Linked DNA regions of Homo sapiens: region 1 is linked to region 2. Evidence: read pairs that join two places in POLR2A ChIA-PET (ENCODE). Cell type or tissue: B cell. All regions are shown on one strand. Each heading gives the region's core, and the rest is flanking DNA. Links, peaks and the distances in the headings are about the cores only. Region 1 overlaps FOXN3 (forkhead box N3). Region 2 overlaps FOXN3 (forkhead box N3).

What was found. ChIA-PET counts read pairs that join two places held together with the same protein. Peaks named below come from ENCODE experiments on the same cell type or tissue, not always from the same donor. Only the 100,000 strongest peaks of a DNase experiment are listed, where the experiment ranks them.
Region 1: POLR2A ChIA-PET joins it to region 2 with 8 read pairs; 4 of 35 experiments call an interaction of 5 or more read pairs at or near these places.

Annotation. Positions count from the first base shown.
Region 1 is chr14:89,278,866-89,290,083 of GRCh38, reverse strand. It overlaps FOXN3 (forkhead box N3), which reads left to right. Exons shown (of 6, transcript NM_005197.4): 4 at 9,070-9,134. It also overlaps the pseudogene CAP2P1. Among named protein-coding and RNA genes, the nearest start is that of FOXN3-AS3, 66 kb to the left of the region's middle. In B cell, for the core only: no CTCF peak of the experiment used is centred there; no DNase peak of the experiment used is centred there.
Region 2 is chr14:89,350,789-89,362,006 of GRCh38, reverse strand. FOXN3 (forkhead box N3) reads left to right here. Exons shown (of 6, transcript NM_005197.4): 3 at 11,199-11,218. The region is part of intron 1 of FOXN3-AS3 (FOXN3 antisense RNA 3); the gene reads right to left. Among named protein-coding and RNA genes, the nearest start is that of FOXN3-AS3, 6.1 kb to the right of the region's middle. RefSeq lists enhancers at 8,236-8,335, 8,677-9,392 and a silencer at 10,542-10,591. In B cell, for the core only: no CTCF peak of the experiment used is centred there; a DNase peak (open chromatin) is centred at 2,086; H3K4me3 peaks cover 80 bases; H3K27ac peaks cover 4,706 bases.

The DNA.
Region 1 (11,218 bases), core at 2,238-10,237, 73 kb after region 2:
AGCATCGTTTCTGGCACGACTTTGTGGGCATTTTGAAGTACTTAACATTTCTTCATGATTTGCCTGTGTGTGTGCGATTTTAGTTCCACGTGGTGACTTGTGAACATTATGGATTTAAAGGGAAAAAAAAGAAGTCTGTTCCCCTCATATCACAAACATAGTAACTGATAGGTAAAAATACTGCATGATTCAATTTTCCACGTATGTTCAATTGCTTGTTGAAAAATAAACTAAGATGTACATTTTTATCTTTTAGACAATTTCAATATGATGTAGTAGTAATGTGCCCTGAGAAATGTACAGTTTTTTTCTTATCGTGAGCACATGTTCACCTTTGGCAGTGTGGATATGCTGTCAGCAGGAGTACGTATTTCCGCCCACGCTTTTAAAAGATGTAAGAACATTTCATATTAAGGACCAAATTCAGGTTCTTTGTCCTTGAAAGACCTATATTCTTTATAGTTACTAAAAACCAAAAGTATAAATTTGAATTATTCATCTTATATGTATTTCTACCGTGTCATTTGAAAACTTACTTTTCTGCATAAGAGATTTTTGTGTCAACAGATTGATGGGAGGAAACAGTGCTTTTGCTATGTAGTACCTCGCAGTGTTGCCCAAAAATCAAGCTCAGTGTCTGTTTTCCAATTTTGAACATGTTAAATGTCAGATGTCTTCTAAATGGTGTCTTTAATGTTTTATTATAGTCTAATTTTTTCTTTTCTGCCTGCCAGACTTGCTAACCAGTCGCAAAAATGAACATGAGAAAAGCCATGGATGTATTACTTCTCCTAAAGCCTAAGGAATTATTTGTTAGTTTGGCTTTCTGCTCTGATTTTGTAGTCTTGCTAATACATGCTTTTTCTTTTCTTTTCTTTTTCTTTTCTTTTTTTTTTTTTTTTGAGACAGAATTTCACTCTGTCACCCAGGCTGGAGTACAGTGGCATGATCTCGTCCCACTGCAACCTCTGCCTCCTGGGTTCAAGCGATTCTTGTGCCTAAGCCTCCTGAGTAGCTAGGGTTATAGGCGCCCACCACCATGCCCAACAAATTTTTGTATTTTTAGTACAGACAGGATTTCGCCATGTTGGTCAGGCTGGTCTCGAACTCCTGGCCTCAAGGGATCCGCCCACTTGCGCCTCCCAACTGGGATTACAGGTGTGAGCCACCACACCCGGCCCCATGTTTTTTTCAATGTTAAGAGAAATTATGATAGTCCTTTGTATCTTTTCAGTACGTAGTGTTGAAAAATCTGCAACTTCTTGGATGACATTTAATGAATTATAGTATAATGCTTACGGACCCAGTGCAAGCATATATATATATATATATATATATATATATATATATATATATATAGAGAGAGAGAGAGAGAGAGAGAGAGAGAGAGAGAGAGAGAGAGAGAGAGAGAGAAAGAGAGTGCCTATTACAGCCTTTGGAGTATGTCGTTTCCATTTTTAAAATATCTTCTATATCTGTGTAGTATTTGGATTATTAATGCTCACATACCAAGGTTTTGCTATAAAAGTTTTGTTCGTATAATGTTGATAGTAAACATCATTTTTCAACTGTAAACTTATTCTGAAATAAAGTAAAATGATAATTGTTTAAAAGTAAAATAAAATAGCTCGATAGATATGGTGCCAGAGCAGCTGCCACCTGTCAGATTCTCATGGGTCCTGGTGGTATTGGGCATACAAGAACTATGTGCAGGCTGATACCTTTGAAATCAGTTGAGTCTCCAGTGTCAACATTTGGCTAAGTTTACAGAGCAATTCCATTTCTTATCTTGATTGGTGCATTGCCCTCTGAGTAATCTTGCCACACACTCAGTTATAGTGTTGGTGGGCCTGGTTGGTTGTGGTCTGATCACTTCAGTCATGCCTCCTCAGCAATTGTCATCCTCTGAAATGGGCCACTCTTGGTAGGTTTCTACCTGGTCTCTTTCTGTCTCTTGATCGCGTGCCCATTTTGGATCTTTGCAGGATTCTGCATGGAGCTATATATATATATATTTTTTTTTGAGACAGGGTCTTGCTCTGTTGCCCAGGCTGGAGTGCAGTGGTGTGATCAAGGCTCACTGCAGCTTTGGAGCTCCTGGGCTCAAGCGATCCACCCACCTCAGCCTCCTGAGTAGCTGAGACCACAGGCACATGCCACCACACTGGGCTGATTTTGTTTATTTTTTGTAGAATAAAAAAATGTTTTATTTTTAACGTTTCCCAGGCTGGTCTCAAACTCCTGGGCTCAAGTGATCTTCCTGCCTAGACCTCCCAAAGTGCTGAGGTTACAGGGGTGAGCCAACAGTTACTTTTTTTTTTTTTTTTTTTTTTTAGCATTCTTTAGAGTAAGTGACATCTGTGAAGTTGCTTCTTGGATATTTAGTAAGTGTTGCTACTTTAGACTGAGAAATATTTGCAATTAGAACATCTCCAAGAATCCTTAAAGAAAAAAGGAAAAGTGCAGTTACCTCATCTGTCACAGGAATGGAAAAACGGGCCAAGTTGGGAGAGTTAAGGATGTCTAGGAGGAAGTGCTGGTGCCCACCTGACAATGGCCACAATGTTGCTGTGTGGCCTTGAGTGTGTCAGTTAACTCTGAACTGGGGTTTGCTTGCAATCAAGACTACCACTGGGGCTGGGCGTGGCTCACACCTGTAATCCCAGCACTCTGGGAGGCCAAGGCAGGAGGATCACTTGAGGTCAGGAGTTCGAGACAAGCCTGGCCAATGGCGAAACTGTGTCTCTACTAAAATTACAAAAAGTAGCCAGGCATGGTGGTGCATGCCTGTAATCACAGCTACTCGGGAGGCTAAGGCAGGAGAATTGCTTGAACCCGGGAGGCAGAGGTTGAAGTGAGCCCAGATCACACCACTGCACTCCAGTCTGAACGACAGAGCAAGACTCTGTCTCAAAAACAAAAACAACTAAAAGAAAAACCACCTTTGGGATTTTTGCAGTCTAGAAAGCAATTTTTTTCCCCCATCATCTCATTTTATTCTCACACATTGCCCCCGGCTTGCAGGCATGGAATTGAGACTTTGACAAGTTAAAAGACTTTCAGTCTGTGTTTTAAACAAAATTTCTGAGTCCAAATCCCACGGTCTCTCCACTTCACCCTGGATTGGACCCTGTGGCCACAGAGATCCCTTTTAATTGCCGGGACACTCAAGCTTCTTTGGAAGGTTAGAAAAGTGTCAAGAGTGTCCCCGAGAATCTGAACTTTCATCTGTGTTCTTAGTGATGCTTCTCAAACGGTGAGTGGTATTTTGTGAAGCTTCCCACACACGTCTCTGTCCAGCCTGCTCTGGTTGCCGTGTTCCAAATGCCAGCGAGTGACATCCTTCACTCAGAGAGCCCCTGTTACATTGTGGCGTAGGTCACATTTGGTTTTCTATTATTTCCTGGTGATTAATCCCCAGTTATAAGGCAAAACAATGGAATTTCAAGGATTTTTTGTGGTGGGTGATTCTCCCTTTGTTACAACTGCGTTGACTGTTTTATTCCTGGGGAAATTGCAGTCTGGTGGTAGATGTCACCCATCCGAAGGGATTGCCATCACAGTCCATCTCCAGCGCTAAGAGTATGATAGGACTCTGTGCTCGGTTGCTTAAGAGTAGTGGGTAAGCTCTGGCCTCCATGAGTGCTAAATCAGGGTGGGCTGGTCTTGCTACACCCACTTTTTCCCCCCACCCCATCCCCGTTGGTTTGGGCTTTCTGCTTTGTCGTGTGCTGTGGACCATTCTGGCAGAAAGCTGACCATGGGGGACATTCAGATATTCTTCCTTTCTTCCCGCCCCAAGCACTTTAGGCTTTCATTCATTTCTTCAGAGTCCTTCTTATCATCTCAATCTCTCTGTTCTTTCTTCTTCCTCCCCCTCCCTTCTTCCCTCCCTACTCCTCTCCCTCCTCCCCTCCCTACTCCTCTCTTGTTTTATACATTAACAAAAATTATTTATGTTGAAGTGGGCAGATCACTTGATCCCAGGTGTTTGGGATCAGCCTGAGCAACATAGTGAGACCCTGTCCTACAAACAACAACAAAAAAAACTTAGCCAGGCATAGTGGTGTGTGCCTGTAGTCCCAGCTACTCTGAGGGCTGAGGCAGGAGGATTGCTTGAGTCCAGGAGCTGGAGGCTGCGGTGAGCTGAGATTGTGCCACGACACTCCAGCCTGTGTGACAGAGCAAGACCCTGTTGTCAAAAAAAAAAAAAAAAAAAATTTTTGGTAAAATACATATAATTTACCATCTTAACTATTTTGTAAGTATGCAGTTCTGTAGTGTTAAGTGCATTTACATTGTTGTACAACCAACCTCCGGAACTCTTTTCGTCTTGTAAAACTGAACCTCTGTACCGATTAAACTCCCTACTCCTCCTTCCATGAGCCTCTAGCAACCGTCATTCCATTTTCTGTCTCTGTGAATTTGTCTACTCTAGATACCTCTTCTATGTGGAATCAGACAGTATCTGTTTTATTTATTCTGGCTTATTTCACTTAGCTTGCTTTCAAGGTTCATCCATGTTGTAGCATCTTCTTCTCTCTCTCTTTTTTTTTTTTTGTTTTGAGACGGAGTCTTGCTCTGTCACTCAGGCTGGAGTGCAGTGGCGTGATCTCGGCTCACTGCAACCTCCGCCTCCTGGGTTCAAACAATTCTCCTACCTTAGCCTCCTGAGTAGCTGGGATTACAGGCATGCGCCACCATGCCTGGCTAATTTTTGTATTTTTAGTGGAGACGGGGTTTCACCCTGTTGGTCAGGCTGGTCTCGAACTCCTGACCTTGTGATCTGCCCACCTTGGCCTCCCAAAGTGCTGGGATTACAGGCGTGAGCCACGATGCCTGGCCCACTTCTCTCTTTTGTAGGTCCTAGTTCACATTTGGCAGGTGAGATCTTAGAAAACAGTCCTTTTCTTAATTTATTTCTCATTGAGATCCACAGAAAGTTCAGCTGGTGAATACAGGTGTGTGTCTTGGCGGAACCTTCCAGGGTCTTGGTTTATAATCCAGGTGGTTCTCACAATGGTTAAGGTTCCTGGGTATAGAGAACACATGATGGATCACGTCATCTTGCTAAGAGCCACCCTCAGGCTGTCCGACCTGTTGACTCAGGATATCCCCTTGGGAGCTGGAGGTAGTGCAGCTCAGAGTGTGGGATCCGGGAATTACTGAGGGCTGAGTCTCTGGCAGCCGCCGGGTATGCTGTTCAGGATGGTATCACTCACCTCTTGGGATTTGCAGGCTCAGCGCTGCTCTTAACGATCAGCTGGATCAATGTTCTCAAATGCCAGGTCGCACTCCACCTTGCTGGCCGGCAAGGTCCTCTTAACCTGTTGGTCTGCTTTCTTTGTTACAAAGTTGGTCTGGCTTATACTGCTGAAGGTCATGGGATTTTTGCTAGCATATTATTGAAATGAGACATTTGTGGCACTGGCGTTGTATTGTTTCTGCTAATAGGAGCCCGCGTGTCTTTCACATATGGTTAGTCTGATTGCTTTTTCTAGCCTGGGACTTTGCCTTGGAGAGAGTCCTAGCAAAATACCATTCACAGCCTTCTTCCACAGGGAAGGATGACTAAGAGTTTAGTGCTGGAAGAGCAGAAGAGGAAAGCTGGAAGATCAGAAATGAAATTGGAGCTGTTGATGCGTGTGTCTCTATGGTACAGTGGGCAAGCCCTAGTCCTTCTTGGGTTGATCACTAACTTGTCATGCAGTGTCTTGGGCAAGTCCTTTCACCTCTCAGGACCTCTGTCTGTCTCCCTATAGAACGGGGAAGGTGGCCGGGCATGGTACCTCACACCACCAGTGCTTTGGGAGGATGAGGCAAGGGGATCACTGGAGGCTAGGAGTTTGAGACCAGCCTCAGCAACAGAGCAAGACTTCGTCTCAATTTAAAAAAATTAAAAAAAAAAATGGATGGGTCAGGCATGGTGGCTCACCCCTGCAATCCCAGCACTTTGGGAGGCCAAGGCGAGTGGATCGCTTGAGGTCAGGAGTTCGAGACCAACCTGGCCACTGAAATCAGTTGGTGAAACCCTGTCTCTCCTAAAAATACAAAAATTAGCCGGGCTTGCTGGCAGGTGCCTGTAATCCCAGCTACCCAGGAGGCTGAGGCAGGAGAATTGCTTGAACCTGGCAGGTGGAGGTTGCAGTGAGCTGAGATCGCACCACTGCACTCCAGCCTGGGCTACAGAGCGAGACTCTGTCAAAAAACCCCCCAAAAAACAGGAAGGTGATTTCTGCCCTGCTCACCCTGCAGAATTAGAGGATTCCATGGAAAAGGGTTGATTACTATGCTCAGTAAATGGTAACTTGATCCTAGGGTCATGTAATGCAAACACCATTTTAAGGTGATTAAAACCCACTCAGGGTTAACAAGGGGCCCCCATGGTCATTTCTCATGGCAGTGATATTTACATGGCTGGGTATGGAGCGCACCCCATTCTTCCCCTTCACCCGCCACTCCCACCCTCCCCGCTTTTGAGCTGCCTGAGGATGGGTGGTTTGCAACTCCTCCCACAAAGACTTCTGTCACTGGTTTCATCTCTGAATTACTGTGGTTAATAGACACTTCTAAGTAATTTCATGTACTATGTGTGGTTTTAACCAACTTTAAGCTTTAAAGGCCAATCATCCAGGGACATCTCCAGATGGAGGGGGGAAAAAATCAAGCTTGTTGCCTTCCCAACCTGCAGCCACTGGAGGCATAACCATGAGTCTGTCTATAGGCATTGCTGGTCTCATTAGATAGAGTCAGAGGAGTTTGGAGCCAGGTAAGTATGACAGCAGGTTCTTAGAGGTCATAAAATAGGGTTTTAAATTTTCCCCTCAAGTCTTTCTCAACACCAAGCACAATTCTCAGCAGGAGTTTAATAAATCCTCGGATCTTCTAACAGTTAGAAGATGTCATTTTGAGGAACCCTCCAAAAGAAGCGTGTAGATATGGGCCAGGGAGCTTGAAAACTTTGCAGTTAGCATGGCAGGAGCTGACTTACCCTGAGCTGGAAAGAGACCACTTGTGAATTCATCAATTACAACAGGGGCCAGGAAAGAGAAGGTGGTGGCCAGTCCAAGTCTCTCTCCACTACTAGAGTACAGATAAGTTCCACAGCACCACAGATTGACCATAGAACAGTGGTGATCAGTGATTTAAGTACATTAAAAGGATGTTGTAAGAATCTTTAGGTATGTTGTAAGAATCTTTATCATACAGAGAATTTTCCTTATCTAAACCACTGGATTTATCCGACCTTCATTCCCCATAGTGCTCCATCCCTGATGTCTACTCAGTTTTCAGCCAAATCAAGCTCAGGATAAAGAAGAGGTTTGGATGGAAGTAAGCTGGATATTCAGGCTCCTGCAGTAATACTCAATTATTGAATTCTCTAGAAACACCAACTCTGCTATAATGAAGTCCTCAGTTTTAAAATATCTTTATAAATCAGGTGATTCTGTATTGGCAACAGCCAGCTTGCTGTTCCCTGCTTTGTTATAAAAATTAGATGGTAAAATCCTGAGAGCTTGCTGGGATTGTTAAAAGATAATCTTAAGTATTTTAATGCACATTATTCTTCATGCAACTTTGAGCCTTAAGTGCCCCGAAACAGTAAGATCAGAATCCAATCGAAGAGCAATCAGCTGGTGTCATCATCCTGAGACTCCAGTCCGGTCTGCTGTTACCCTGTGAAGCTCCTGGCCACTCTGTGGTCACAACTACCTGGCTGAGAATCAGGGCTGTGGGAAATACCATGGCTGAGATGCGTGATGCTCATTTAATTTTAGTATAGTGGATCCAAAACAAAATAAAACAAAAGGTTCATTAACATCAAGGTTTATAGTATGTATTTTCTAGCACATTTGACATGATTTTGATGTGGGATAGCATTTTTGTGCTGTAGCTCATTTCTTCTTCCCTCCTACTCCTCCTCAATCATGTAATGTGTCCCTATACCTGCCATACTATTTGTACCTCTGGTAATGAAATTCCAGTGGGCAGAATGTGTCATTGGCATTTCTGCTTGCTAACAGTATTGCTGTCCTAGATAACTAGAGACCCTGGTTTAATGGTGAAGCATTCACCGTATAGCCCTTCAGATTCTTCTGTGTGTGTGCGTGTGTGTTTCTGCCAAACTTACAAATGCATTACTCGAACCTATTTTTCTCATATTGAAGGTGATTGATAATGCATTAACCAATATAATTTGTCATGTACTATTTTGATGAGAGTAATTTATACTGCCTCTTGGGCTGGATGTAGTAACATTTTTGACTAAGTACTTTCTAACATTAATCTAAACCAATCCTTGATTTAGAATATAACCTACTTTCCACTCTAAGGACATTTTACTAAGGCTGGCTTGGTTATAAAGTTTTCTACTGGCTGTCTTAAAACAGTGAAAATGCTCATCTATGAATGCGGTAAGTGTCTTTGTGATATATTGATCTCTCCTATTTTCTTGCCTCTCCTGTTACCACACTGTGGGTGGTAACATATCTGCAAAATGTTTTATAGGGTATGGAGTGCAACATTTTAAGCCAAAAAATTGAAAACAGGATACGAAACGAGAAGAGGGGGAAGGAGGAAATCGATTAAGGTCATCTCCATATATTAAGGATTTAGTGGTAGAAATGCCAAGAATGACAAGTTTGCATTTGTAGCAGGCAGGTGGCACCAGGAAGTGTTGGAAAACCCGCTTGGTCTCAGAAAACATGATTAGGACTTCTTTGCCACATACATTCATGAAATTATGAATAGGTTAGCAAATATCCTTAAGTTATACGCTATGCCGTTAAACCATGTGAATTTGCCATTTTGTGTATCTGTCGGTCATTCCAGTGCCCAGGTGTGAGCAGGGTCAAGATGATAAGCAGAATACTCACACAGATAGGTTCTGCACTGTGAAATATGAAGCCTGTTTACAATAAAGCAGACCTCATGGTTTTCGAGGATGCATTTTCAAAGGGTGTCAGTAATGCATACTTGGGGAAATGTTTTGAGGGAAGTGTGGGAAGGGGTTGCAGGTGTGTGAGTGCAGATGAACTTGGCCTTATGCTAGTTTCTTTTCTCTTTCAGCACATCAGGTCCACCCATCTGGCCGGGCAGTACCTTCTTCAAGAGAAATGGAGCCCTTCTCCAAGGTAGGTCCCTAGTAACACCCCTTCCTCTCCCTCCCCCTCACCCACCCGCCTTTCATCACTCCTTTGTGCTTGGTGTCAAATAGGACAGTTCTGTCCCGTTTAGGAGTGGCCGCTTTCTGGAGAAGTGTGACTGTTGTGGGTGGGGACTATTTGTCCAGTTCTCTTTATTTGTTCCTACTCAAGCTTCTCGGTCGCTGTGAATCATGAGTCTGAAACCAGGCCTCTAAGGACTGCTTCTTTGGCCCGCCGTCACTGTTCATATTCTGGAAGTGTTCGGCTTGCTTTGGTGATGTTGGAATTACATGGTAATTAGAATGCGACAGAAACATAAACTAGGCTGATAAAAGCAAACCCCTTTACATGTTTCAAAAACTTGAGCTGAAAAAGGAGGGTTTGGTTATTCTGGCACTTGTATCATCATGGAGGTGCATGCATTTCTTACTGTTGCCCAACATCTACATGTACCTGGAAGGTTGGCCGTGGTTTGTTCTGAGGTTCGGAGTCCAGTCACCCTACATTGGTCCCCACAAGTGTCACCTACAGGGGACACCCTTGCTGTTGTCCAGCTCAACTCAGCTGCCTTGTCCTAGTCCCTAGGCGGTGTGCTCATGGAATTCCAATGACCTTTCACCTCTACTTTTGCCATTAAGTTCCTTTTGAAATGGCCAAAGTTAAGGAGGAATAAATGATTTAAAAAATAGCAAAGAGGTTCATTTTTAATCCTTTTAGAAATTACTTTGGGGTTATCGCTATTTTGGATATCTGTTCTGTAAATAAAATGGAATTGAGTGGTTCCCGGGGCCTTCGAGCTTTCTATCCCTCCTACTTCTGTTGATTGGCTAGGAGTCAGACAGGCCCTGCTGGCCAAATGTGGATGAGTTTGGCTGTGCTAAGAGCTTTTGAACTACACTGGGCTTATGGTGAGGGATTTTAGTGTCTATTGATTGGTTGAGAGCTGTTTAGCCTCTTTCCCTTAGAAGTAGAGGCTGAGGGCCGGCCCTGTGTGTGAAGGAGTAGGAGATAAGTATGGTTAAGAAGAGAGACATGTATCTTCAGGTTTCCGTAGTAGCTCAAACCCTTGTCAGAGATGTCATCACATTTTTAGTGCTGATTTATAGGCCACGCAATTGCATACTGTGATTTTAATAGCCTGTGAAATTGGGAAATCAAGCGTTTCTTTGTATTTTTGCTTCGTACAGGTGAAATGTAGTCAGGCAAGTTTGGTTAAACCTAATTTTAATAATCATCGTAGATATCCTAAATGTTTAAGAAAACAAAAGGAAGTCCCTCCACTCTCAAAAATTAACACATAATTTAAAAAAATCTATTCTGTTTTCCCTTCAGATAGTAGAAGTGGAAACTGATTAGGATCAGCCTTTGGGTTCTTTTCAAGTGAGTTTCAAAGTTATGTGCGTCATTTTTCCTCTAGAACTATAGCAGTGATATGAATATCATTCAGGTTTGGATTATTTTGAGAAAAGAGATTTTGTTTTCTTAGAGCCTTTTCTCACGATTTTTATTCATTCACTTTGGCATTAGGTAAGTTCTTTTTGTTCGTTTCTGTGGGGCAAAAACATGAGGGAAATATTAATATTGATAAGGTTTCTGAAGTTGAGAGATGTCAGTATGAGATTATCCTGCGGGTGTAGACTTCTTTTCTCTTCCTGATAGGGTTACAAATTCCCCCAGTTGCTCTAGGAACTGTGAATTAAACTAGTACAGATTTCAGATGCTTATTGAATCCACATCCAGTTAAATGCAACCCATTAAAATTTTGTACATTTGAAAATCAGAAGAATCTTGATGAGAGCTTGGGAGGGTGGGCAGAGATTTGTTAACATTCATTTTTTTTTCTGTGATGTTTCTTCATTCCCTAGAGTTCTGGAGACACTTTTGTTGTGATAATATTTTTTTGGAATATGTGGGTATTCTTCCTAATTAATATTTTTGTGTCCTTTGGTGGGTGGTTCTGGGCCATGGGAAAGTTGCTAAGGCCCACAAGCAAGATTTTACGAATAAAGATATGAGTACCTAAAGAAGGGACTGTCCAGTCATGCCAGGGGAAGGTTTGGGTTAGAATCAAG
Region 2 (11,218 bases), core at 1,648-9,647:
GAGGTGGTGCTGGAGGTGGTAGTGGTGGAGGTGGTGGTGGAGGTGGTGCTGGAGGTGGTAGTGGTGGAGGTGGTGCTGGAGGTGGTGGTGCTGGAGGTGGTAGTGGTGGAGGTGGTGGTGGAGGTGGTGCTGGAGGTGGTGGTGGTGGAGGTAGTGCTGGAGGTGGTAGTGGTGGAGGTGGTGGTGGAGGTGGTGGTGGAGGTGGTGGTGGTGGAGGTGGTGGTGCTGGAGGTGGTGGTGGTGGAGGTGGTGGTGGAGGTGGTGGTGGAGGTGGTGGTGGTGGAGGTAGTGCTGGAGGTGGTAGTGGTGGAGGTGGTGGTGGAGGTGGTGGTGGAGGTGGTGCTGGAGGTGGTGGTGGTGGAGGTGGTGGTGGAGGTGGTGGTGGAGGTGGTGGTGGTGGAGGTAGTGCTGGAGGTGGTAGTGGTGGAGGTGGTGGTGGAGGTGGTGGTGGAGGTGGTGCTGGAGGTGGTGGTGGTGGAGGTGGTGGTGGAGGTGGTAGTGGTGGAGGTGGTGGTGGAGGTGGTGCTGGAGGTGGTGGTGGTGGAGGTGGTGCTGGAGGTGGTAGTGGTAGGAGGTGGTGGTGGAGGTGGTGGTGGTGGAGGTGGTGCTGGAGGTGGTGGTGGTGGAGGTGGTGCTGGAGGTGGTGGTGGAGGTGGTGCTGGAGGTGGTGGTGGTGGAGGTGGTGCTGGAGGTGGTGGTGGTGGAGGTGGTGCTGGAGGTGGTGGTGGTGGAGGTGGTGGTGGTGGTGGAGGTGGTGCTGGAGGTGGTGGTGGTGGAGGTGGTGGTGGTGGAGGTGGTGGTGGTGGTGCTGGAGGTGGTGGTGGTGGAGGTGGTGCTGGAGGTAGTGCTGGAGGTGGTGGTGGTGGAGGTGGTGCTGGAGGTGGTAGTGGTGGAGGTGGTGGTGGTGGTGGTGCTGGAGGTGGTGGTGGTGGAGGTGGTGCTGGAGGTAGTGCTGGAGGTGGTGGTGGTGGAGGTGGTGGTGGAGGTGGTGGTGGAGGTGGTGGTGGAGGTGGTGCTGGAGGTGGTAGTGGTGGAGGTGGTGCTGGAGGTGGTGGTGGTGGAGGTGGTGGTGGTGGAGGTGGTGCTGGAGGTGGTGGTGGTGGAGGTGGTGGTGGTGGAGGTGGTGGTGGAGGTGGTGGTGGAGGTGGTGGTGGAGGTGGTGCTGGAGGTGGTAGTGGTGGAGGTGGTGGTGGAGGTGGTGCTGGAGGTGGTGGTGGTGGAGGTGGTGGTGGAGGTGGTAGTGGTGGAGGTGGTGGTGGAGGTGGTGCTGGAGGTGGTGGTGGTGGAGGTAGTGCTGGAGGTGGTGGTAGCTGAGGATGAGTTTTGTGGAAACATGGGGGAACCTGCGGCTGTGAGGGTATCAGCTCTTGCCCCAGCCTTCCTTCCTTCCCTCCTTCCCTCCTTCCCTCCCTCTCTCCCTTTCTTCTTCTCTCTCTCTCTCTCCTCACCTCCTTCCGTCACTCCCTCTGTGTCCCTTTTTTTCCTTCTCTCTCTCACCGTTTTTCCCTCCCTTCCTCTTTCCTTCCCCTCTTTCTCCTTCCCTCCCTCTCCCTCTCATCCTTTCCCTCCTCCCTTCCTCCCTCTCTTTTTACCTCTCTCCCTGTCTTCCTGCCTCCCTCCCTCCCTTTCCCTTTCTCCCTCCCTCCCTCCCTCCCTTTCTCTTTCTCCCTCTTTCTTTCCTTCTCTTTCTTCCCCTCTCTCTCTCCATCCCTCTCTCTTCCTCTCTCATCCCTCCCTCTTTCCCTCTCTCCTTCCTCCTTTAGGGGCAGCTGGGCCCTGAGGAGTTGAGCCAGAGCCAGGTCCAGAGGAGGAGGCAGTTTTGGCGGGAGGGGAGGGCATTTTGTGCAGTGGGGGCAGAAACGCAAGGCCAGTGTGCAGGGGCCCCGGGGAATTAACTGGGCACTCATAGTGAAATAAACCTAGGCCGTTTCCAGGAGAAGCCTTCAAGCCTGCCAGATCCTGGGAGACCGTGGCATATGCTGGACAGAATGACAGCTTGATGAGGAGTACCAACTCTAGGCCACCTCTCTATAAAGTTACAAGTATCTTTTGGTGATGAGGAAGTGGACCATATCCGCTCCAGTTCCCACCATGAGCTCAAGGATCCGTGAGAGAACAGTGGCCTCAGAGGCCCAGCTGCCCCAGCCAGGGAGACCCTTCTCTTATCCACCTCTGCCCACTCCAGCTTTATTCTCTAAGTCAGGCTGTTGCCCTGTCCTGCTCCCTTGCAGTATCGGGGTCAGGGCCTCTCCTCCTTAAGGAAGGAGGTGGCAGGTGGTAAGCCCTTTGGGGCAGGACCTCTCTAGGAAGCCCTGGACTGCCATACCGGCCGGAGCATCTCTCAGTGTGCACGAAGACATGACTCAAAGCAAGTAGCTTTCTCAAAGTCCCATGTCCTTCTTGGCACTACTCCAGTGGCTGGCTCTTTGCTTTGTTCTATTTCGATCCTTCCATTTCCACCTCTATCTTAGTGCATCTGAGACAAAACGCTTCTTTTGGACCAAGGAAATTAACATCAGACTATGGAAAACAAATAGTCATGTGCAATTTTTTTAGATGAAATCTGCATGATTTCACAATTTGACAAGTACCTATTCCATCAGGCAGGCACTGAATGGTTTGGAGCTCAGTGTCAAGGAAAGCTGGCTATTTAATATTTTGTTGCCATCATAATAACAAGAGCTGATTTTTTTTTTTTTTAATTTTATTTTGAGATGGAGTCTCGCTCTGTTGCCCAGGCTGGAGTGCAGTGGCGTGATCTCGGCTCACTGCAACCTCCACCTCCTGGGTTCAAGCGATTCTCCTGCCTCAGCCTCCCAAGTAGCTGGGATTATAGGCACCTGTCACCATGCCCAGCTAATTTTTTGTATTTTTAGCAGAGACAGGTTTCACCATGTTGACTAGGCTGGTCTCAAACTCCTCAGGTGATCCTCTGCCTTCCAAAGTGCTGGGATTATAGGTGTGAACCACTGCACCTGGCCCGAGAGCTGATATTTATTGAACTGTTACCATGTGCCAAGCAAGCACAATATTATCTCCTTTAATCCTCACAACAATCTTGTGAAGCAGGTATTATTAATTCACTCCCATTTTATGGATGAAAAATTTGAAGCTCAGAGCAGTTATGTATTTTGCCCAAGTCCACACAGCTGAGAAATTGAAACAAGACTCAGACTCGGGTCTGTCTGACTCCAATGTCCATGTCAGCCAAGTAAGGGCTCCCCTTTGAAAGCACAATAATGTGTTTCTCACTGACCCCACACATGGGTGGTACTGGCCTAGAACAGAAAGCTGGCTGTGTTGAAACTGTGAAGGAGTTGGAGACATGAGGACCCATGTATTCTAATTAATCTGTAATCACACGTTCCCAAAGCATAGAATGATGGGCCTTTGGGATGATTTCATCTCAGCACCTAATTTATAGATGAGGAAACTAAGACCCGGGGTGGGGAGTGAGCTGCATGTATGCCATGATTACTCAAGGCAGTGATGGTAGGTGCAGCCCAACCAGGTATGTGTTCTTATTACGGATGGGGTAACTTACTCTAGTCCGTGTCTGTATCCCCCAATGGGGGTCTTCCTTTTCGACCTTGGAGCACTTGACTTAGGCCATCATCCACACCCCACCCATCCCACAGGACCCAGCCCAAATCCCTTAACCCTGAAAACTCCTTCTCTGGTTTTTAAGTTTCCTAAAACTGGGAGTTGTGAGTCTCAGTCCTGGGTACCAGTATTGGAGCTGTAGGGCAGTGGGCAGTGAACTATGGATAATGTTTTTGCAAATAAGGTCTTACTGAAGCCCAGCCACGTTTATCTGTTTACATTGATGGTTGCTTTTGTGCTATGATGGCAGAGTTGGGTTGTTGCAACAGAGACCATGTGACCTACAGAGACTATAGAATGTACTTTGAGAAGCCGTTGGACCTGGCCATGCATTAGAGGACCTGGTAACAGAAAGAGAAGTTGTTTAAGAAAAGTTTACTAACCCCTATTACAGAGGAACCAGTTGATGTTAAACCTCTAAAGCCAGACAATCTCAGGCCTACCATGACATTTATGAGCTTCTGCTAGAAAGGTTGGGGTCAATGAGGGTATAGCAGAGGGGAGAGAGGTGGCTTATGCAGTCCATTCCTCCAGATACAGTCGCGCGTTGCATAATAGCGAGAATAAGTTTTGAGAAATACGTCGTTAGGCAATTGCATCATCATGAGAACATCACAAAGTATATGTACACAAACCCAGTTAGTATATGTTTATATACATATTTTTTCATATGGAAAATCAAATGATCCCACACCATTACTGAATATCAATTACTTCTCCTACTTGATCTGCATTGCCAGTGTCAACTGCTGTTTATCAGGTTTCTAGCTCTCTCTCTCTCTCTTTTTTTTTTTTGAGATGGAGTTTCACTCTTGTTTCCCAGGCTGGAGTGCAGTGGCACGATCTCGGCTCACCGCAACCTTCGCCTCCCAGGTTGAAGCGATTCTCTTGCCTCAGGCTCCCAAGTAGCTGGGATTACAGGTGCATGCCACCGTGCCCGGCTAATTTTTTGTATTTTTAGTTGAGATGGTGTCTCACCATGTTGGCCAGGCTGGTCTTGAACTCCTGACCTCAGATGATCCACCCGCTTCAGCCTCCTGAAGTGTTGGGATTACAGGCGTGAGCCACCACGCCCTGCTCTATCTCCTTTTTTTAAGAAAGAGACAGGGTCTTGCTCTGTTGCCCAGGTTGGGGTGCAGTGGCACAATCATAGCTCACTGTAACCTCAACTCCTGGGCTCAAGCAGCAGTCTAGCTAATTTTTATTTGTATTTTTTGTAGACATGGGGTCTCACTGTATTGCCCAGGCTGGTCTCAGACTCCCGGACTCATGCTGTCCTTCTGCCTTGGCCTCCTAAAGTGCTGGGATTACAGGTGTGAGCCGCTAACTGGCCTCAGAGTACATTCGGGAGCTGTCCTCCTTTCTCCGTCTCATTGCTGCCCACCTGAACCAACACCCATGGTCATCTTGGTCCTGGACCGTCATATCAGTTCTCTGCAGGTGCTCTTGCCACTTCCAGCCCATTTATTTCTCACACAGCAGCAACTTCCTTTCTTCTAACTCATGGCTTATTCTGTTTCCTTCCTAGCAGGTATTACAGTCTGTCATAATCTTGCTTATTTATTTCTTTACTTACTGTGTTTTTTCCCATCTATAATCCAAGCTTCAGGAGGTCGGTCTCCTTTTTGTATTGTTTTGTATTCACAAGTGGACCCTTCATGGTGCCTGGCATGTAGTAGGCACCACAGGAATGAATGAATGAATGCATGAGCGTATGAATGAAGGAATGAATGAAGGTGGGTAGTGTTAGAAGCACCCTCCAAAATGGTGTGTCAGAAACATCAAAAGCTATTGTTTCAAGATCACCAACACACACCCAGCTCCCCACTCCATTTCGTTTTCAGTTTTTGTCTTGTTTTAATATCTCATCAGCTTTACAGGGTTACAATTGTCTTAAATATTTCTGAAGTGTAAATATCATCTGCATAATAAGGTTGTTATAAAATGTAAACTTTCTGTGTTGTTTTAATTTAATTTAATTTAATTATTATTATTATATATTTTTTTGAGATCGAGTCTCGCTCTGCCGCCCAGGCTGGAGTGCAATGGCACGATTTTGGCTCACTGCAACCTCCGCCTCCAGGGTTCAAGTGATTCTCCCGCCTCAGCCTCCCAAGTAGCTGGGATTACAGGCACCCTCCATCATGCCTGGCTAATTTTTGTATTTTTGTAGAGATGGGGTTTTATCATGTTGGCCAGGCTGGTCTTGAACTCCTGACCTCAGGTGATCTGTCCACCTCGGCCTCCCAAAGTGCTGGGATTACAGGTGTGAGCCACCATGCCTGGCCTGTCTTAATTTTAAAGTCTAAAAATCATACTTTTTTTTTTTTGGTCCTTTTTTCTTTTTTCTTTTTTTTTCTTTTCATACCTGAATGTTCTGCACAAACTGAAATTGTTACAGGCTATCCCTCCCTGGCCAGGGCAGAACAGGCCTGGGCAGAGGTGGTGCCTGCTCCACTTTGACATGGGGCCTGCCTCCTTATCCCCGTTCTTTAGGCACTGCCCCAGAGCCACGTGTAAGTCCCCCACTGTTGCTAATAGGGGGCTTTCTTCCTCACAAGTGGTGAGAAGGGGGAAAAAACACAACCAGACACTACTGTCCTAGATCAGTGGATACCAAACTTTGTTGACCCGGCTTCCCAGTAAGAAGTGTATGTTACTTGGTGATCAGTAAACATGTATATACACAACTATGCAAATACAAATTTCACTATATGTTACTGCAGATATATGGTAGTCCATTCTATTTGGTTCTAGTTTGTTACATTCTGTTCCATTAAAACAGTGCTGCTTATGATCCATTCCGTTCATTTCATGACCCATGAATGTATCTGGCCCACGGTTTGAATAACAATGTTTAAAGTATAGGCTGGGCGTAGTGGCTCATGCCTGTATTTCCAGCACTTTGGGAGGCCAAGGCAGACGGATCACCTGAGGTCAGGAGTTCGAGACCAGCCTGGCCAATATGGCGAAACCCCGTCTCTACTAAAAATACAAAAAAAAAAGAAAATAGTCGGGCATAGTGGCGGGCACCTGTAATCCCAGCCTCTCGGGAGACTGAGGCGGGAGAATCGCTTGAACCCGGGAGGCGGAGGTTGCAGTGAGCTGAGATTGCGCCACTGCATTCCAGCCTGGGCACGACAGAGTGAGACTCCATTTCCACAAAAAGAAAAAAAAAAATTACTTTTTTTTTTTTTTTTTACATTTTTGCTAACCATTTCTTCCTACAATATGGGCTCTTGTTTGCTTTTCTTTTTGTGCATTGATTTTTTATTTTTAATAGAGAGTTGATTTTTATTCCCCCAGGTGGTTTTTAATTTTAAAAGAAACTTGGGCTCATCCATAATTTTTTTTACTCATTTTTCCATGTAATTTTTCTCAGTTTTTTTTCTGGGGGTGTTAGTGTATATATACACACAAAAATGTGAGTGTGAATACACACGCATACTTTCCTATAAATGAATATTCTTCGCTTATTATTTTGAATTCCCCGACACTTAATGGTGTGTGGCCCTCACAGTTATTTATTTATTTATTTATTTATTTTTTGAGACGGAGTCTCACTCTGTCACCCAGGCTGGAGTGCAATGGCACGATCTCAGCTCACTGCAACCTCTGCCTCCTGGGTTCAAGAGATTATCCTGCTTCAGCCTCTTAAGTAGCTGGGATTACAGGCACCCACCACAAAACCCAGCTAATTATGGTATTTTTAGTAGAGATGGGGTTTCACCATGTTAGTCAGGCTGGTTTCGAACTCCTGACCTCAGGTGATCCACCCACCTCGGCCTCCCAAAGTGCTGGGATTACAGGCATGAGCCACCGCACCTGGCCTATTTCTTTTCTTTTTTTTTTTTTTTTTTAATAAAAAGCACTCCACGGCCGGGCGCAGTGGCTCACGCCTGTAATCCCAGCACTTTGGGGAGGCCAAGGTGGGCGGATCACTTCAGGTTAGGAGTTTGAGACCAGCCTGGCCAACATGGAGAAACCCTGTCTCTCCTAAAAGTACAGAAATTAGCCGGGCGTGGTGGCGGGTGCCTGTAATCCCAGCTACTCAGGAGGCTGAGGCAGGAGAGGCTTGAACCTGGGAGGCGGAGATTGCAATGAGCCAAGATTGTGCCACTGCGCTCCAGCCTGGGCAACAAGAGCGAGACTCTGTCTAAGAAAAAACAAACAAAAAAAACCAAACAAAAAAAGCATTCCATATTCTTGTCTTCAGATGAGATGCAGATATTTTTCTAAGAAAGCTCCAACTCTCAAACTTACTACACAACTATAATCAAGTTATAGCCTTCTCTCTCCTATTAGAAACATTAAATGTAATTTTTCCTGGCCTAAGAAACTTGAGCATTCTATCCTTTGCATATTTCCATTTTTAAAGTTTTCAAGTAAACCATTTTACTACTCCAAACTGTTACATGAAACCCAAGAAAATGCTTGAAAATGCAGGAGTTCAAGACCAGCCTGGCCAACATGGTGAAACCCCATCTCTTTCCTTAAAAAAAAAAAGTTAGCCAGGCATGGTGATGCACGCCTGTAATACCAACTACTTGGTAGGCTGAGGCACGAGAATCACTTGAACCTGGGAGGGTGAGGTTGCAGTGAGCCGATATCACATCACTGCACTCCATCCTGGGTGACAGAATGAGACTGTCTCAAAAAAAAAATTTTTTTTGGGAGATGGCCACAATGAACTGACCAAGTATGGAATTAAACCTCAGCTTGATGTTGACAGTGCAGAGACCTGGGCAAAAGACTTTCAGCAGCCAGGTAGTCATGAGTCAGTGATAGTAGCTTCCCTAGCAAGGGAGAAGTCCCAGTAGTGAGTGTGGGGTGTGGGGTTCATAGAAAGCAGATGCAGGGAGTGATGAAAATAGAGGGGGAGCTGAGAATGTCAAAAAGCTCTTCCCAGTGAATTTGTTGAGCCAGGACCACCACTGCATTCAAATAGATGATCATTTTATCTTCACTCGTCCCATCTGTTTGCTGGAGGCCCTTCCCACCGCTGCTGTTGGAGATGAAAATCAATCAGATATGGTTCAATGAAAGACATTGTAAGCCAGTTTCATTGTCTTTCTTGTGTCCAAAAGGAGATTTTCATGATGCTGTCTGCCATTTATTGAGTACCTGTAGGTAGGGCCGCTACTGAAGGTGTTTTATATTATGCCATCTCTGAGCCTCCCAGCTATCTCTAAGTGGGTCACTGTTTTACCAGTGAGGAAGCAAGACTTCCCATGGCGCTGTGATTTGTGCAGGGCCACTCAGGAAACGTCTGTGTGGCTCCAGATCACCTGTTCTTACTATTCTTCAGCCTGCCTCTCTGCATCTGGATCAATTACCTTGTGAATGTCCTGCACAGTCCTGGGGGTTTATTCTGCTTAGCTTTTGTTTTTATTTTTATGTATTTATTTGTTTTGAGATGGCGTTTCACTGTTCTTGCCCCAGCTGGAGTGCAAATGGTGCGATCTCCGCTCGCTGCAGCTTCTGGCTCCTGGGTTCAATCTGCTTAGCTTTTAAATGGTAGCATACATTAATATGGGTATACAAGGGTACAGTAAACAAACACTTAGGTTAGGATTAGGAGAAACCACGTTCTTGGCTTACGGTTATTTCCCTGAGAAGGCCAACCGGTTGTCCTTCATTTCTTTGTCATATTATTTTTGTAGCGTTAAGATTAAATGGTCCCACCCTGAAAGCCACCATGATGAGAACAAAAGCCATTGGGTTTCCAGAATTGAGACAATATCATTGCAGAAATGTTTGGGTCACATGTCAGCCATGGCCCTCAGTGTAGCTATTGCTGGTTTGGAGCCTTGGGTGCAAGGGATCAGAAAGGCAGGTCCCACTGGCCCAGGGCTCCACCGGGAGCCTTTGATGGAATCAGGCCAGACCCCTACTGTTGACAGGATTTGGTGGTTTGTTTTATGTTTTCCAAATTTGGTAGTTACCTGTCTCCTGTCTTTCCCCCCAAACCTCTCCACTCCTTAGCTTTTGGCTTTCTTCTGCACAGCTCTTTTCCAAAGGAAGGGATGAAGCTTCCAGGGCAGATTATTGAGTGGCCCGCCTGATTTACTTGCAAAGTCTCACTGCTCCCCCTGAACTATTCTGGGTTTGAGAATGTGTGCGTGAAAGGAAAAAACACGTAGGAATGTTGAATTTTCCAAAGTTGAAATCTTTCAGGTCTTTAAACATCCGGTTGGTTAAACTGAGAACATTGATGTTTAAGCATAGAGTGTCCAGCCAGACTCTGACCTGTGTCTGGGGTCAGGCCTGCACGTGGGGGTGGGTGACTAGAGTGGTCAGAGGTTCCAGCCCCTGGCTGTGGTTTTGAGCAATTCTCCTATTCTCATTGCACCAGAAAGAGTTAATTCCAGTTGCACGGCTTGCTGATGTTGTTGATAATAAAGTATTTTAATGGGCTCTGTGAATAATGTTTGTAAGGAAACTACTCGGGTGAACTGATGATGAAACACAGATTTTTTTAAACTTTTAAAAAGATTTTAGGAGTAACTTGTTTTTACAGCTCCTTCAGTGGGATTTTCTTGGATTGTCCCCTTCCCCCATGTTAGTTAAACAGCTTCTTGTTTGCTTTCTAAATGTTGGAGGACAACATCAATCTTACTGTTGGCTGAAAGCAGGAGGTGGGCACGGGTTTATGTAATTTAACTTCTTTTCTCTGCAAATCAGTAAATATTTACAAATGACCTTATCAAACAGTTTGGGTACATTCGGTCACTTGAAAGTGTGCGGCCAGAGGAACGATTGCCCGTCGGCCTGCTGCCAGTTCCGGGGGGCCTCAAAGGAAGGACTTACATTTTTAAAAATAGGCTGTCCATAGACCAAACGCTTCACAGGAAGTGGGCCTCACAGGAAGCCTCCCTCTCTCCACAGAACGGTTTTAGAAAATTTGCATTTTAAAGTTTGACTTCTAAAGATTCAACTCTTAATGGCTGGAGTCGATTGCTGGGAACTGAGGAATCCAAAAAATAAATAGTGGATTCTGAGTTGGGCTTTACCATTGCTGCCTGAGTTCTTTTGTTGCTTAGGGAAGGTAATTACAGAATTCTATTCCAAGAGTAAATGTCATTCTTTTGTGAGTAAGCTGGAAAGAAACAAGGGGATTACTTTTCTGTTTTTATAAAATGATCCCGATGTCATATGGTTTTAAAACATAACTAAATTTCTGGAGCAGAGATGGACTTTTGGGGGTGTCTCGGCCCTCTTTTTTTTTTCCCCAAACTTTAGAAATCTGACACAGTTAAATTCATTTTTAGAAGAGAATGCACGTGTTCTTCAATGTTGACGCTGAAAAACAATGAGATTCTCATTTTATTGGTAGTTTGGGTATGAAAATTGTAATATTGTTGTATCACCATAACCTGGTAATAATATGTTCATTTTGCCTATCAAACATAATACAAGTAAGATTGAAGTGCATTTTATGGAGTTCTACTGTCAGTATAATATTTAAGGCTGGCAAACAGTCAACAAATGAGAAGCTTTTAAAAATAAAGAAGTGATAATAGCTATACATCTACTTATTGCAAAGTACTTAATAATTCTCTATTAATGCCTTTGTATTTTAATTTTCTTTGCAGAGTATTGGGAAAGGGTCGTT